Regions from separate parts of the Homo sapiens genome. Here region 2 is linked to region 1. A link is an interaction called in ENCODE POLR2A ChIA-PET data of the cell type or tissue named here. Cell type or tissue: PC-3. All regions are shown on one strand.

Evidence for each region. Peaks named below come from ENCODE experiments on the same cell type or tissue, not always from the same donor. Only the 100,000 strongest peaks of a DNase experiment are listed, where the experiment ranks them.
Region 2: POLR2A ChIA-PET joins it to region 1 with 11 read pairs; 2 of 35 experiments call an interaction of 5 or more read pairs at or near these places.

Annotation. Positions count from the first base shown.
Region 1 is chr7:18,009,634-18,017,633 of GRCh38, forward strand. No RefSeq gene overlaps it. Among named protein-coding and RNA genes, the nearest start is that of PRPS1L1, 14 kb to the right of the region's middle. In PC-3, no CTCF peak of the experiment used is centred here; a DNase peak (open chromatin) is centred at 4,568; H3K27ac peaks cover 1,654 bases.
Region 2 is chr7:17,906,103-17,914,102 of GRCh38, forward strand. The region is part of intron 1 of SNX13 (sorting nexin 13); the gene reads right to left. Among named protein-coding and RNA genes, the nearest start is that of SNX13, 30 kb to the right of the region's middle. In PC-3, no CTCF peak of the experiment used is centred here; no DNase peak of the experiment used is centred here.

The DNA.
Region 1 (8,000 bases):
ATTCAACTTCTTCCTGGCTTAGACTTGAGAGTGTGTATGTGTCCAGGAATTTATCCATTTCTTCTAGATTTTCTAGTTTATTTGCATAGAGGTGTTTATAGTATTCTCTGATGGTAGTTTGTATTTCTATGGGATCAGTGGTGATGTCCCCTCTATCATTTTTTTATTGCATCTATTTGAATCTTCTCTCTTTTCTTCTTTATTAGTCTGGCTGGTGGTCTATCTATTTTGTTGATTTTTTTCAAAAAATTAGCTCCTGGATTCATTGATATTTTTGAGGGTTTTTTTCATGTCTCTCCTTCAGTTCTGCTCTGATCTTAGTTATTTCATGTCTTCTGCTAGCTTTTGAATTTGTTTGCTGTTGCTTTTCTAGTTCTGTTAATTTTGATGTTAGGGTGTCAATTTTAGATCTTTTCTGCTTTCTCCTGTGGGCATTTAGTGCTATAAATTTCCCGCTAAACACTGCTTTAAATGTGTCCCAGAGATTCTGGTACATTGTGCCTTCGTTCTCATTGGTTTGAAAGAACATATTATTTCTGCCTTCATTTCGTTATTTACCCCGTAGTCACTCAGGAGCAGGTTGTTCAGTTTCCATGTAGTTGTGTGGTTTTGAGTGAGTTTCTTAATTCTGAGTTCTAATCTGATTGCACTGTGGTCTGAGAGACTGTTTGTTATCATTTCCATTCTTTTGCATTTGCTGAGGAGTGTTTTATTTCCAATTATGTGGCCAATTTTAGAATAAGTGTGATGAGGTGCTGAGAAGAATGAATATTCTGTTGATTTGGGCTGGAGAGTTCTATAGATGCCTATTATGTCTGCTTGGTCCAGAGCTGAGTCCAGGTCCTGAATATCCTTGTTAATTTTCTGTCTCATTGATATGTCTAATATTGACAGTGGGGCATTAAATTCTCCTATTATTATTGTGTGGGAGTCTAAATGTCTTTTTAGGTTTCTAAGAACTTGCTTTATGAATCTGGGTGCTCCTGTATTGGGTGCATTTATATTTAGGATAGTTAGCTCTTCTTGTTGCATTGATCCCTTTACCATTATGTAATGCCCTTCTTTGTCTCTTTTGATCTTTGTTGGTTTAAAGTCTGTTTTATCAGAGATTAGGATTGCAACTCCTGCTTTTTTTTTGCTTTTTATTTGCTTGGTAAATATTCCTCCATCCCTTTGTTTTGAGCCTATGTATGTCTCTGCATGTGAGATGGGTATCCTGAATACAGCACACTGATGGGTCTTGACTCTTTATCCAATTTGCCAGTCTGTGTGTTTTAATTCGAGCTTTTAGCCCATTTACATTTAAGGTTAATATTGTTATGTGTGAATTTGATCCTGTCTTAATGATGCTAGCTGGTTGTTTTGCCCATTAGTTAATGCAGTTTCTTCATACTGTTGATATGCTTTACAATTTGGTATGTTTTTGCAGTGGTTGGTACTGGCTGTTCCTTTCCACATTTAGTGCTTCCCTCAGGAGCTCTTGTAAGGCAGGTCTGGTGACAAAATCCCTCAGCATTTGCTTGTCTGTAAAGGATTTTATTTCTCCTTTGCTTATGAAACTTAGTTTGGCTGGATATGAAATTCTGGGTGGTTGAAACTTCTTTTCTTTGAGAACGTTGAATATTGGCCTCCATTCTCTTCTGGCTTGTAGCGTTTCTGCAGGCAGATCTGCTGTTAGTCTGATGGGCTTCCGTTTGTGGATAACCCGACCTTTCTCTTTGGCTGCCCTTAACATTTTTTCCTTAATTTCAACCTTGGTGAATCTGATGATTATGTGCCTTTGGGTTGCTCTTCTCAAGGAGTATTTTTGTGGTGTTCTTTGTGTTTCCTGAATTTGAATGTTGGCATGTCTTGCTAGGGTGGGGAAGTTCTCCTGGATAATATCCTGAAGAGTGTTTTCCAACTTGGTTCCATTCTCCCCGTCACTTTTAGGTACACCAATCAAATGTAGATTTGGTCTTTTCACATAGTCCCACATTTCTTGGAGGCTTTGTTTGTTGCTTTTTATTCTTTTTTCTCTAATCTTGTCTTCTGTCTTTATTTCATTAAGTTGATCTTCAGTCACTGATATCTTTCTTCCACTTGATTGATTCAGCTATTGATACTTATGTTTTTCAGCTCCATCAGGTCATTTGTGTTCTTCTCTACATCGGTTATTCTAGTTAGCAATTCAACTATCCTTTTTTCAAGGTTCTTAGCTTCCTTGCATTGGGTTAGAACATGCTCCTTTAGCTTGGAGGAGTTTGTTATTACCCACCTTCTGAAGCCTACTGCTGGCAGTTTGTCAAACTCATTCTCCATCCAGTTTTGTTCCCTTGCTGGCAAGGAGTTGTGATCCTTTGGAGGAAAAGAGGCATTCTGGTTTTTGGAATTTTCAGGCTTTTTGTGCTGGTTTTTCCCCATCTTTGTGGATTTCTCTATCTTTCGTCTTTGATGTTGGTGACCTTTGGATGGGGTCTTTGAGTAGATGTGCTAATCCTTTCTGTTTGTTTCCTGTTTGTTTCTTTTCCTTCTAACAGTCAGGACTCTCTGCTGCCAGTCTGATAGAGTTTGCTGGAGGTCCGCTCCCAAACTTGTTTGCCTGGATATCACTAGTGGAGGCTGCAGAGCAGCAAAGATTGCTGCCTGTTTTTTCCTCTGGGAGCTTCGAGCCAGAGGGGCACCTGCCAGATGCCAGCCAGAGCTCTCCTGTATGAGGTGTTTTTTGGCCCCTACTGGGAGTTCTCTCCCAGTCAGTATACATGGGGGTCAGGGACTCACTTGAGAGCCAGTCTGACCCTTTGCAGAACTCGAACTCTGTGCTGGGAGTTCCGGTGTTCTTTTCAGAGCCACCAGGCAGGGACGTTTAAGTCTGCTATAAGCCCCTGACTGGGGCTGCTGCCTTTTTTACAGAGATGCCCTGTCCAGAGAGGAGAAATATGGCAGTCTGGCCTCAGCAGCCTTGCTGAGCTGCAGAAGTCTCCACCCAGTTCGAACTTCCCAGTGGCTTTGTTTACACTGTGACCGTAAAACCACCTACTCAAGCCTCAGCAATGGTGGATGCACCTACCCCACCAAGCTCGAATGCCCCAGGTGGATCTCAGACTGCTGCTGTGCTGGCAGTGAGAATTTCAAGCCAGTGGATCTTAGTTTCCTGGGCCCCATAGGGGTGGGACCCGCCCAGCCAGATCACTTGGCTCCCTTGCTTCAGGAACCCTTTTGAGGGGAGTGAACGGTTCTGTCTTGCTGGCATTCCAGGCGCCACTGGGGTATGGAAAAAAAAAAGAGCTCCTGCAGCTAGTTCAGTGTCTGCCCAATTGGCCACCCAGTTTTGTGCTTGAAACCCAGGGCCCTGGTGGGGTAGGCACCGGAGTGGATCTCCTGGTTTGCAGGTTGCGAAGACTGTGGGACAAGCACGGTATCTGTGCCGGAGTTCCTCAGGCTCAGACCCTCACAGCTTCCCTTGGGTAGGGGAGAAAATTCCCCGACCCCTTGTGCTTCCTGGGTGAGGCAACGCCCAGCCCTGCTTTGGCAGCTCTCCATGGGCTGCACCTACTGTCCAACCAGTTCCAGTGAGATGAACTGGGTACCTCAGTTGGAAATGCAGAAATCACCCACCTTCTGTGTTGATCTTGCTGGGAGCTGTAGACCAGAGCTGTTCCTATTTGGCTATCTTGAATCCATTTCTCGACCAATGTGTTTTCAATGCAAAGAAAAAGATTTGCCTATAAGGCACTTTTAAAACCAACTGTACTTATATTAGTCTATTTTATGCCTCCTCTCACTGTTCTAAGCACTGTAAGAAATAAAAAAGTAGAGCAAATGGTCATTTCTTACAGAATCCTTCCAATCCTCCTGTGAACGGCAGGACTAACAAAACGTATGAAGCAATTAGGAAAGAAGTACTAAATTGTTAAAAAAATATATATATACTGGGTCAATGTACCAAAGAGCTGGAGGGTCCAGGAAAGACTTTATGTTGGGATTCCTACTGGAGCTTGCCTTTGAGCAACGAGTAGGACTGGAACATGCAGGGAAGAGGAAGGAGGGCAGATTATGTGGAACCAACAGCATGAGAAAAGGACTTGGCCTGTGAGCTAATCATATCTGACTCTTGGGAATTCTTGGGAAATTTGATTGAATGGACCATGGTTTTACAGGACCAACAGGTTCTTATGCCCACTGTACAGTAATAAACCAATACACTGAAGGGTTTGCAGCAGAGAAAGAGTTTAATAATCACAGGGTGGCTGAGTGAGAAGATGGGAGGAGACCCTCAAATCCATCTCCCGAAGGAGTTCGGAGCTGGAGTTTTTAAGGGAATCATGGAGGGCAAGAGGCTAGAAAATTGGGGTTATTGATTGGCCAGGGTAAGGGGTATAAAATCATCAGGATGTGAAAACTGCATTCTTTGGTGAGTCAGCTCCTTGTGGGGTCCTTCAACTGACATTAGTAGTTTTGCTGGTATGTAGGAGTTGAAAGAATATCTCAAAGGGAAAACTTAACCTTTCATAATGTTCAAGTTGTTATCTATAGAGCAGTTAAGGGAGCTATAATCCAGAGTCTATGTGATTCTAGAACAACAGGCACCACACAACTATGAGGAAGCAGGTCAGAAGGCAAGCTGACCTAATGATTAATGCTGAATGTGCTGCAAGCTCAGTTTATTTTATAAAGTTTATAAGGATAGTTTCATTGGGAGTTTTTTTTTTTTTTTTTTTTTTGACGGAGTTTCGCTCTTGTTACCCAGGCTGGAATAAAATGGCACGATCTTAGCTCACTGCAACCTCTGCCTCCCGGGTTCAAGCAATCTCCTGCCTCAGCCTCCTGAGTAGCTGGGATTATAGGTGCCCGCTACCATGCCCGGCTAATTTTTTGTATTTTTGGTAGAGATGGGGTTTCACCATGTTGGCCAGGCTGGTCGCGATCTCCTGATCTCAGGTAATCCACCTGCCTTGGCCTCCCAAAGTGCTGGGATTACAGGCATGAGCCACCATGCCTGGCCTCACTGGGAGATTCTTAACAGCCAAACAGAAGAATTTTTCAAATGCAGTAGACAATAGAAAATTAATATTGGGCTTTTGAACATCAGAATGATGAGATTAAAAGGATGCTTTTGAAGGTTACTATCAGCATTTCGTAGGCGAAAGTATGTAGATACATATTAGTGGCAAGGGAACAGGTAGAATTGACTTAGGTCAGCCTTGTTAGCAAGCACATGGGGACCTCAGCAGGGAGCTGGTCAAGGCCAAAACTGGGTGGAGAGCTACTCACAGTGGCAAAGATTAGGGTGTGGGAAGTGAGAGGGTGGCCCCAGTGAGATCAGACGGGGGCTCCAAAAGCAGAGCACCCAAAAGACACAGCAAGCTTGGGCATGATACCAGCAACTGCCAGCATCAGAAGAGTGGATTTGATGGGCAGAAGGCAATGATAGGAAATCTAGGTAATGATGCAGAAGAGTTGAACAGATGTGATAATGCAGGAGGTGCAAGAGAAACCAGCTTCTCCTCAGGAAAGGACATAGACACTAAGACTAGCAAGCTTCTAGGGTCTTCACATCACCTGGGGCTCAGGGTAGGGCCGCAGTCTAAATGGGTACAAGGGCACAGAGCTGATAGAATATAGAGAAGAAGGCGAATCAAAGGAAAAAGCTAGTCTAATGGCTAACATAAGAGGGAGGATCAGAGGGTGACAACCCAAGGAATGCCCAGACACCCGAGGCTGGGTCCTCATATGGCAGACCTTGGGCTTAGCCACGTTGGTGGTAAAGGAGAAACAGAGGGCATATGGAACCACCACTGTGGGTAGCTGTTCCATTGCTGTGGTTAATTTAAAATCTGCACCAGGTTGCAGATTCAAAGGTTTTGAGCCTGCTTTTGTTAGGATTGGTTGAGAAGCTAGCAAGTTTCTTTGAGAATAGCCAAGGAAGGGGAGGTGAGAGACAGAAAATAGGGGTTGACCCTTGAAGCTGATGCAATACTGCAGGTAGCAACAACCTATAATTTAACTTTTTGATATTTTAGCCTACTGATATATGTTTTGAAGAAGTACTTATGCTTAAGGAGTAGAGGAAAGACAAAACTTGGGAAAACTTGAGAGGTGTACACATTCAACTTCAGTATAATTTTGAATAACTCTCATGTTTAGGAATGGGATTTTCTTATTTATTTACATTTCTGATTACTTGAGTTATTTAGAAAACATTTTTGGGCATAGGTTTTTCCTACATCTGTTTTTCTTGGGTTAGCTTAAATTTCCTGCCTTATCATTAATATAAATTAATATTTCTTCAATAATTGAAGACTGCACATTACTCACAGTCATTACTCTTTACTGAAGAAATAGAAAATTTAGTTTTAGACAATACTTTATTAACTCCAGGACAAACATATTTGTAAATGAGGCCCCAATTTTAGCTTCTCTCATCTATTGTAAGAATTCAGTACATCGTACCGATGATGTTGAGGGTCCCATTTAACTCGAAGAGACTTTGATTCCATGGTTTCCTTACAAGTCTAGGGCACATGCCCATAAGAATTAAAAAGGTTACTCAAAGATTTTGCTTGTTTGAATATATATTAACTATTAAACTTTGCATAAATAGCATTTTAGGGTGTTTATTAAAATTTCCATGTATTACCCAAATTCTGTAATCAAACAGAGGAACGCACAAAGAGTCTTATAAGTGAGTCAGCTAATGGATGGAGATTTCTGTTTCAAATAAATAAAAGGAGAAAATCTAGGCTTTTTTCATGTCCACATAATGTGACCAAAACTCTTCTAGCTGTTTCACACATAAACGTTTATATTAAATTACAGCAGTTGTGCGAGGTATTTTGTCTCTTTTGTGGAAATGAAGAATCAAAGATTCAAAGACATATATTAATTGGTTACTAAGATAGCTGATAGTACAGCTAATATTATAATATTAACAGCTAATGCGCCGTAATACAGCTGTACGGTAATATAGCTGGCACAGCCAGAATTTACCTTAAACTCTAATTCTAAAACTCATTTTTGTTTTCACTGTCCCTTTCAGAAATATGTCTGCATATATAAACTGTTATAAAAGAAATAGTCATAATCCGTTTTTTCCGGATACTGCAGTTGTGAAGTTTACATCAGTATATATTGCTGAGTCAATAAAATAAGTTTAACCCCATAGATTAACCCAAACTTTTTAAAATGTAATAATTTAGTATTTCCCCAAATAAAAGTCAGCTGAGAAGTTGCCCTAGTCTAGTGATAACCTTATGAGAGGGATGGCATTTAAGTTTCGCCTTCTATGCCAGGTCTTATCAATTGATAGTGGCTGCCTGGATACCTGCATGGAGAAAGAATCTGAGGTCATGTCTCAAGTCAGCAGGAAGGAATTCTAGGATCCACGAGAGATGAAGGCCATGGTCATTGTAGGGGAAAGTAGCAGCTCAAGTATTGACCAGAGCTGCCACAGGTATTAGTAAAGTAGCATGTCTTTTGGAATGTTACTGCTCAAAACTGTCTTCTGCACTCAAAATTACCTCAATCAGTCTTGGTTTTGAGGCTTCGTGTTTCCTAAGCTTGCCAGATCATAAGAATCATTGAAGATAATCATTTAAAAATGTTGTTTTCCAAGCCTCTTATCTGAAGATTCGGGAAGTCAAGAGTGGGAAGCCAAGAATTTGATGACCTGGCAAGTTTGGGAATGTATGAGTTGCCAGTGTTTTCAGAAAGCTCCTGTGAAAGATAAAATTCTTATTAATGAGGAATAATTTAAGACATAATTTTCCTAGTAGAGACTTGAGCACTAACAAGCAAGGAGCAAACAAAAGATCAATTTGAGGTTAGGTGCAGTGGTGCACTCCCAAAATCCCAGAGCTTTGGGAGGCTGAGGCAGGAGGATTACTGAAGCCCAGGATTTCAAAACCAGTCTGGGCAGCATAGTGATACCGCATCTCTCTACAAAAGAAAATAATTTAAAAATTAGCCAGGCATGGTGATAGTCCTGTGGTCCCAGCTACTCAAGGGGCTGAGGTGGGAGG
Region 2 (8,000 bases), 100 kb before region 1:
AACCATATATAAATAATCACAAGTACAAGATGATTTTACAAAAGAGGGAGAACGACAGCCAGATGGCACTAGCCATGAATTATAATAAACTGATACATGGTTAGACTTATCAGTGCCCAAAAGAACAAATGAAAGAGAAAAAAAATGTAAAAGTCACAATTCATTCGACATTTAATAAAACATAGACAAAACTATTTCCACATGATATTAAAATTAACTGCTTAGATTCATCTCATAGCTTTTATCATCCCTAACATTAGTATAAGGAAATAATAGATCAACAACTCTGGTATAGAAAACCTTAAGGGAAACTATAAATATATATAAAATATGTACCACACAATTTAAAAAAACCATTTGATCAAAATTTTAGTTGATATGGTAAATTCACACGTAGTTTATTTAGTTCCAACTATACTCCCACCTCAAAGAAAAAAAAAATCACACCTCCTTTACTCAGGAGGCCTACTCCTTAACTTCCTCTCATAATCTGATATGGCCAAAAGGTGGTTAGAGCAAGAATCAATGATCAAATTATAATATCTTGTGACACATTTTTTAATTATAATTTTTAACTGTAAGATCTAATTGTTATACAAGTGGAATTTACTTCCAGAGAAATCTGTTCCTAAAAGTGAACACACAAACTCAAGGAATCATAACTCTTTATTTCCACAGGGTCAACCAACAGAAGAGCCAAAGGTCAGTTCCAATTACCTCCTTGATTTTTCTATAGAATAAATAGGAGACTTCCTGTAAAAATTCTTTAAACTGATTCAACAAAAATAAATAAATAAATAAAGATAATACAGTCAGCCCTAACAAATCATCCTGTGAGTTCATTTGGTGTATCAGGTGTTCAGATTTTGAAAGCCACAAGCTGACAGAAACATTTCCATTCATGTTGGTTATGTTCTTGGGGCGAAACACCAAGTATTTTTTGTATTGTGTTTATAATTTTGTACTAAAATATGCAGGACAAAATAATAGAAAAAAATCCTCCCTAAAAACCATTCCAGTTTCAAGTCCCAGAAACAACAAGACCTCAGCAAACAAGGAGCCAAAGGTGGCAATGATTGATTCACTGCCAGTACAGTCACTAAAGATGGGTCTCAGCCCATCTGACTTATAACCTCTATTACTCACTCAATCTCTAAATCTTCTAAGCCCAGGGACTCAGTCTGTCTCCTTTTCCACTATAATTTTCTGGAGCTTCCAGTCAAGTTTTTTCTTTCATCCTAGTATGCAACAGAAACAAGTACATTTCAATACCTCAGAAGGTGATACTAGTTGCTCTTTGTTACAGAGAATGTAAGGATTGAGAAAGGGATCAGAAACTGACAATGTTTTACCTGACCAACAACAGCACTTTTTAAAATTCTGAGTAAGCATTTAAAAATCTGTAAAAATCAGGATTTCTGGCTTTTCTTGAAAAACAGAAATATCTGGAATCAGGAATCGGTGGAATTGCACACCTGCAAGGCAATAACTGGATAAAACTGAGTAGGCAGCAACACCCCCCCTGAAAATAAGCCATGAATGTTTTAGTACTGCTACAGCCCCACACTTGCTATAAGGTTTATCTGATGCTGAGTCCAAGACATGATATCTCAACATAATTTTACTGCCATTTTGATTAAAGTTGGGAAAGCATACAGGAAATAAAAGGGACCAAGAAAAATTAACACTAGTTTGCAAGTATGCCCTTGATTACCTTTAAGCAGAAGAAAGCTTGCAATTCCCAGGGTTCTGTTTTTACCTTCTTATAGTCTTACTAGATATGCAATCCTTGAGTTTTCTAGTCCACCATTTATATGTCCACCCATATGTACTGTGACTTCCAAAACTGTGCCTCCAGCTCAGAAATATCTCCTGAGTTTCAGAAACTTATATTCAACTACACACTGAACGCTCCTACCTGAATTTGTCATAAAGATCATAAACTTATCATGTCCAAAATTAAATTCATTCAAGATCCCAAATGTTTCCTATATTCCTTTACTTTTTTAAAAGGAGGCATCAATACCTACCCAATTACTGAGAAGAGAAATTCTAGAGTTGCCTTGGATTATCCTCTTGGAATTTTTCAGCCAATTAGCTATCAGGGCCTGCCTGACCATTTTATATCTTAAGTATCTTTTGAAACCTTCCCTTCCTCACAGCCAAAGCTTGACACAAAACCTTCATTATAGCTGCATGACTATATCATTACTGCTTCTCCCTGTATTCCATCCTCCTTACTGCCAAAATGACCTTTGAGAAAGATTCTAAAATACTTGGCTTTTCCATGATCATGACTTGCTCTCTTGCTTCTGTTCTCTAGGATGGATTACTTTTACTCCCTAGCAAAAAATTCTATCAAGTTCCCCTCAAGAACCAGCTGAAATTGTTATCTCCCATGAAGCAAACCTTCCCTCATAAACACCTCACACTCTTCCCAAATATATTTTTCATTGTATTCTCTGCTTCCACTGCACAATTTACAATTCTACAATAGTTATTTATGCATATTTGCCTCTTCTAAACTAGAAGCTTCTTTCATTCATTCACTAAACATTTACTGAAGTCTATCATGTGCCTAGGATAGTAAGGTTCTGCAATTTCAAAGGTAAATAAAGCATAGTTTTCCTGGAATCAAAAAGCTCACAGTTTTGTAGGAGACAACATACATATAATTACAAAACAATACAGTAAGTAAAATGACATATGCTTCAGTTATTACAAGACTTTAGGAAGGAACATATCATCTGACTCAGCTAGAAAGGGTGGGGCAGGGGGGTCAGTCAGAGGAAGCATCTTGGAAAATGCGACACCTAAGATTAGTCTCCAAGAATTATAAGGATATAGCCAGGTGAAGAACAGAATAACTGATAAAGAGACCATAATATGAGTAGGCACTGAAGCAAGGAACGATGTTCTGTGTGTTAAAAGAAAGCCCTTAAACAAACAAAAGACATGAAGAGACACTTTGCAAAAGAAACAGATGAAAAGCTCAACATCACTAATCATTAGAGAAATGCTAATCAAAAAAAAATTAAAAAAAACATGAGATACCATCTCACGCCAGTCAGAATGCCGATTATTAAAATGTCAAGAAACAACAGATGCTAATGAGGTTGTGGAGAAAAAGGAATGCTTTACACTGTTGGTGGGAGTGTAAATTAGTTCAACCATGTGGAAGACAGTGTGGCAACTCCTCAAAGACTAGAGGCAGAAATACGACTTGACCCAGCAATCCCATTACTGGGTATATACCCAAAGGAATAGAAATCATTCTATTATAAAGATACATGCACATGTATGTTCACTACAGCACTATTCACAGTAGCAAAAATATGGATTCAACCCAAAAGCCCATCAACGATAGACTGGATAAAGAAAATGTGGTACATATACACCATGGAATACTATGCAGCCATAAAAAGGAACAAGAGACTAACAAGATCACATCCTTTGTAGGGACATGGGTCGAGCTAGAAGCCATTATTCTCAGCAAACTAATGCAGGAACAAAAAAACCGAACACTGCATGTTCTCATTTGCAAGTAGAAGCTGAATGATGAGAACATATGGACACACAGATGGGAAAAATACACACTGGCACCTGTCTGGCAGGTGTGGATGGGAGGAGCGAGAGCATCAGGAAGAACAGCTAATGGTTGCTGGGCTTAATACCCAGGTGATGGGATGATCTGTGCAGCAAACCACCATGGCACACACTTACCTATGTAACAAATCTGCACATCCTGCACATGTACCCCTGAACTTAAAAGTTGAAAAAGACATATTTGAATAGTATTTAACCTATCTTAAGCCATTTACGTTTTCTACAAATCCATTGATCAAATATAATACAAGAAATTGTTTTAGTAAATATGTCACAGCAATACGATGGCCTCAAATTTAAGGACACTCAAAACCGAGCCCTACAAACTGACTCCTAGAGCAAAGGTAGAAGACAAAGAGATCTGACCTGTACTTAAGTCAATTAAAACCTAACATAACTCCTTCAAAGTACCCAAGACTATTTCAGTGTTGCTATTTCTTTTTGATTATTTTCCTTTTATTTTGTGCAATAAATAGACTGATATTTAATTAGACCTCCAAAATCATTCCCATAGGTTTTAGGAACATAAATATAATAAGGGAAAAGAAATTCACCTCAGTTTGAATGAAAGGAATAAAACAAAATACAATTCAATAAACCACTGGAAAAATAACAGATAAAACTGGTTGAAAAATCTGTTGCAAAAGATGTACCGAGAGTTCGTACCTCAAACAAAACGACTAATTTTTGGCTTTCTTTTTCAAGTCAGCATGATCTCAGCATGATGGAGGACAAGGAAGATAAAAACAAAATGGAGGTATGTACAATGGTGCTGCCACTGTGTAAAACAATCGGCAGTTTCTCAAAAAATTGAACACAGAATTATGATATGACTCAGCAATTCCACTCCTATGTACATACCCAAAATAATTAAAACCAGGTACTCAAACAGAAACATGTACACACATGTTCACAGCAGCACTAATTACTATAGCCAAAAGGAGGAAATGCCCCAAATGTTTATCAGTGAATGAACAAATTGTGGTATCTACCTATAATTCAGCCATGAAAAGGAATAACGTACTAGTACATGCTATAATATGAATGAGCTTAAAAAACTTATGTTAAATGAAAGAAGCCAGACACAAAGGCCACAGTTTGTGTGATTTCATTTATATAAAATATCCAGAATACATAAATCCATAGTAACAGAACTCAGATTGGTGACTGCCACGGGCTGGGGCGGAAGAGGAAAATGGCTTAATGGATACAGTCTTCTTTTTAGGGTGATAAAAATGTTCTGACACTAATTAGAGGTGGTGGTTGCATACCATGGTGAATGAACTCAATACCAATGAATCACTCATTTTTAAATGGCTAATTTTACATTATGTCAATGCTAACTCAACTTCCAAACGTTAAAAAACAAAACAAAACAAAACTGGGCCTGTTGTTAGAAGACACAATTTCTAGACCAGGTTCCAGGCTAGCTACTTTTTGTTGACCTCTCCAAGCCATGGTTTCTTCATCTGTACAACAGTTGAAAACACATGATATCCAAGGTCCCTCTCATTAACTGTATCTGTAGCACTGAATTTATAAAGAATTGTATCATATAGGAATGTATCTGAAAAACAAAGTGTGAAGTAGTACTTAACGTTCTCAGCAACAGTTTTTCAGGAAAGTCATTAGAAAGCTAAACATAATTGCCGGGGCGCAGTGATTCATGCCTATAATCCCAGAACTTTGGGAGGCTAAGGCAGGCAGATCACTTGAGGTCAGGAGTTCAAGACCAGACTGGCCAACATGGTGAAACCCCGCCTCTACCAAAAATACAAAAATTAGCCAGGCGTAGTGGTGTATGTCTGTAGTCCCAGCTGCTCTGGAGGCTAAGGCAGGAGAACTGCTTGAACCAGGAAGCAGAGATTGCAGTGAGCCAAGATCGCGCCACTGCACTCCAGCCACGGCAACAGAGCGAGACTCTGTCTCAAAAAAAAAAAAAAAAAAGTTTAACATAATTGCTTCCCATAACGACTTTACTTAAAAATTGATGTAAGTATTAAAAGATAATGCAATGAAGGCAATGCTACAAGGAGTACAATATGTTATTAAGATTATTATCTTTTAGCGGTCAAACTATACCCAAGGATAGAAATCAGAGAATCAAAAATAAATAAGTAGATTTTTTTAAAAAGAGAGAGAGAATCTACACAAAAAGCCTAGACTAAATAAGTCTTGGGCATCTTCCCCAGCATCAGTTCTTTCAGGCTTTGAGAGATACTCAAGAGTATCACATAGTCTGAGGTCACTAAATGTTGGCATTCTATATTTGCAATCAGAGTCAATCCAGGCAGATTTTTTTCCCAAGATTGTGGATTAGAGGTTTTGAGTGTGCCTCAGCCACTTGGAATTAGCAAAATAGTGCATAAAGATCAACTCTGCAAGCTTTAATTCAAGAAAGAAAACAGGATTCACCAGAATGCAAAGAACACCCCAGAACCCAGGAAGAAGAAGGTGGGCAGGCAGCCCCAGGGACAGCATTTGGCTGAGAAAAGTAAGTGAAGCTCCAGTACATGAAAGGGACAGTCAGTATCCCTCTGTGACTCACCTTTCCACTGGGGATCTGTGCAACCCAGGCCATGGGAGAGCGCCCTGTTTCTCCCAAACACTGACACTAAACTGGGAAAAGGCTGAGAGACTGAGACAGGAAAAGACACCAGGAAAAGCTGCAGGCATTTTCCCAGGCATGGGAATAAGAGGAAAATGCTTTTTTTTTTTGGAAATGGAGTCTCACTCTGTTGCCCAGGTTGGAGTGCCGTGGCATGATCTTGACTCACTGCAACCTCCTGCCTCCCGGGTTCAAGTGATTCTCCTGCCTCAGCCTCCTGAGTAGCTGGGATTACAGGCGCCCACCACCACACCTGGCTAATTTCTGTATTTCTAGTAGAGACGGGGTTTACACCATGTTGGCCAGGCTGGTCTTGAACTTCTGACCTCAAGTCATCCACCTGCCTTGGCCTCTCAAAGTGCTGGGATTACAGGCTTGAGCTACCACACCCAGCCAGAGGATGCCATTTCTAATCTGGGCTCATGCAAAGTAAGTCACTGTTTGGCAACCTGGCAGCAGCAGCCATTGCAGGCATTTTAGTCTCAGGCCAGAGACTGAAGCACTTGCCCTGGAGTGGGGAAAGGACCCTCACAGTCAGAATTGAGTGGCGAGTGTGGAAAGCACCCAAGCAGCAAGCACTGAAATTAGACTTTCCCATCACAGGACTGGAGCAGGAAGAGACTTGTGAAGCTGAGGTTTCTCCTAGGATGCAAGACTCGCAGCCAGGGACAGCTCTGCAACCTAAAACTGGTCTATGTGTGTCACTGCTGGGCACCCCAGTCTGCTTTCATGGACAGTTCAGGGAGAGTGTCTCACTAGTTCTGAGGAGCGGGAGGGAGGCAGACTCCACTCCCATGGAGATCTAACCCTTGGCAGGGACTGCCCCTGAGGGAGAAGGGAGAGCACCCCACCAAAACCCACCTTGGGTCAAAGGAAACACAAGTGTGGTGCCAGCCACAAAAGGAGGGACCACCAAAATCTGGGAATGAACTTGAAGAGGGGGTAATCTCTTAATCCCCACCACTCCCCAGTGCACTGTTGCAGAGACAGCAGTGGCTCTTCCCACTGGGGTCCAGGGAACGGGGTCTGAAAGGGGCCATTTCTTAGACTTCTCCAGAAGCTTCACCCTCACCAAAGGTGAGCACACCCTCACCAAAGGTGGAGCACTTTTCAGGCTTCTCCACCGCCTCCACCTCTGCTGAGGGTAAGCATGTGCAGAGTTAAGAGCCCACCTGCCAATTCTTAATCTTAAGTGCCACCTACTGGACTGCAGCCTAAATCATAACACCAAACAAAAATATGTTGCTACAATAAACAATATCTGACAAAACCACCATATGAATTTATCTGCAACCAAGGAACCCATACAGAGCCTTGGCCCTCTGAAAGCACCCAGAAACAAAGCCAACTGATCACAAGCAACATACGTCAGTCATACCCTCAAGGGAAAACAGAAATTAAAAATCAAAAAGCCCGAGCCAAACAATAGCAAATTAACAAAAACAAAAAAAAAAAAAAAAAAAAAAGAAGCAGCATCGGCTCCCTCAGATGAGAAGGAACCAGCACAAGAACTCCGACAATACAAAAGCCAGTGTTTTGTCACATCCAAAGGATCACACTAGCTCCCTAGCAATGGATCCTAACCAGAATGAAATATCTGAAATGACAGTATAAAATTCAGAATATATATGGAGCAAAGAAACTCAATGAGGTCCAAGAGAAAGATGAAATCCAACACAAAGAAGCCAGAAAAACAATCCAATTCAAAAGATGACATAGCTGTATTAAGAAAGAACCAAACAGAACGTCTGGAATTGAAAAATTTCAAAATACAGTTGGAAGCCTT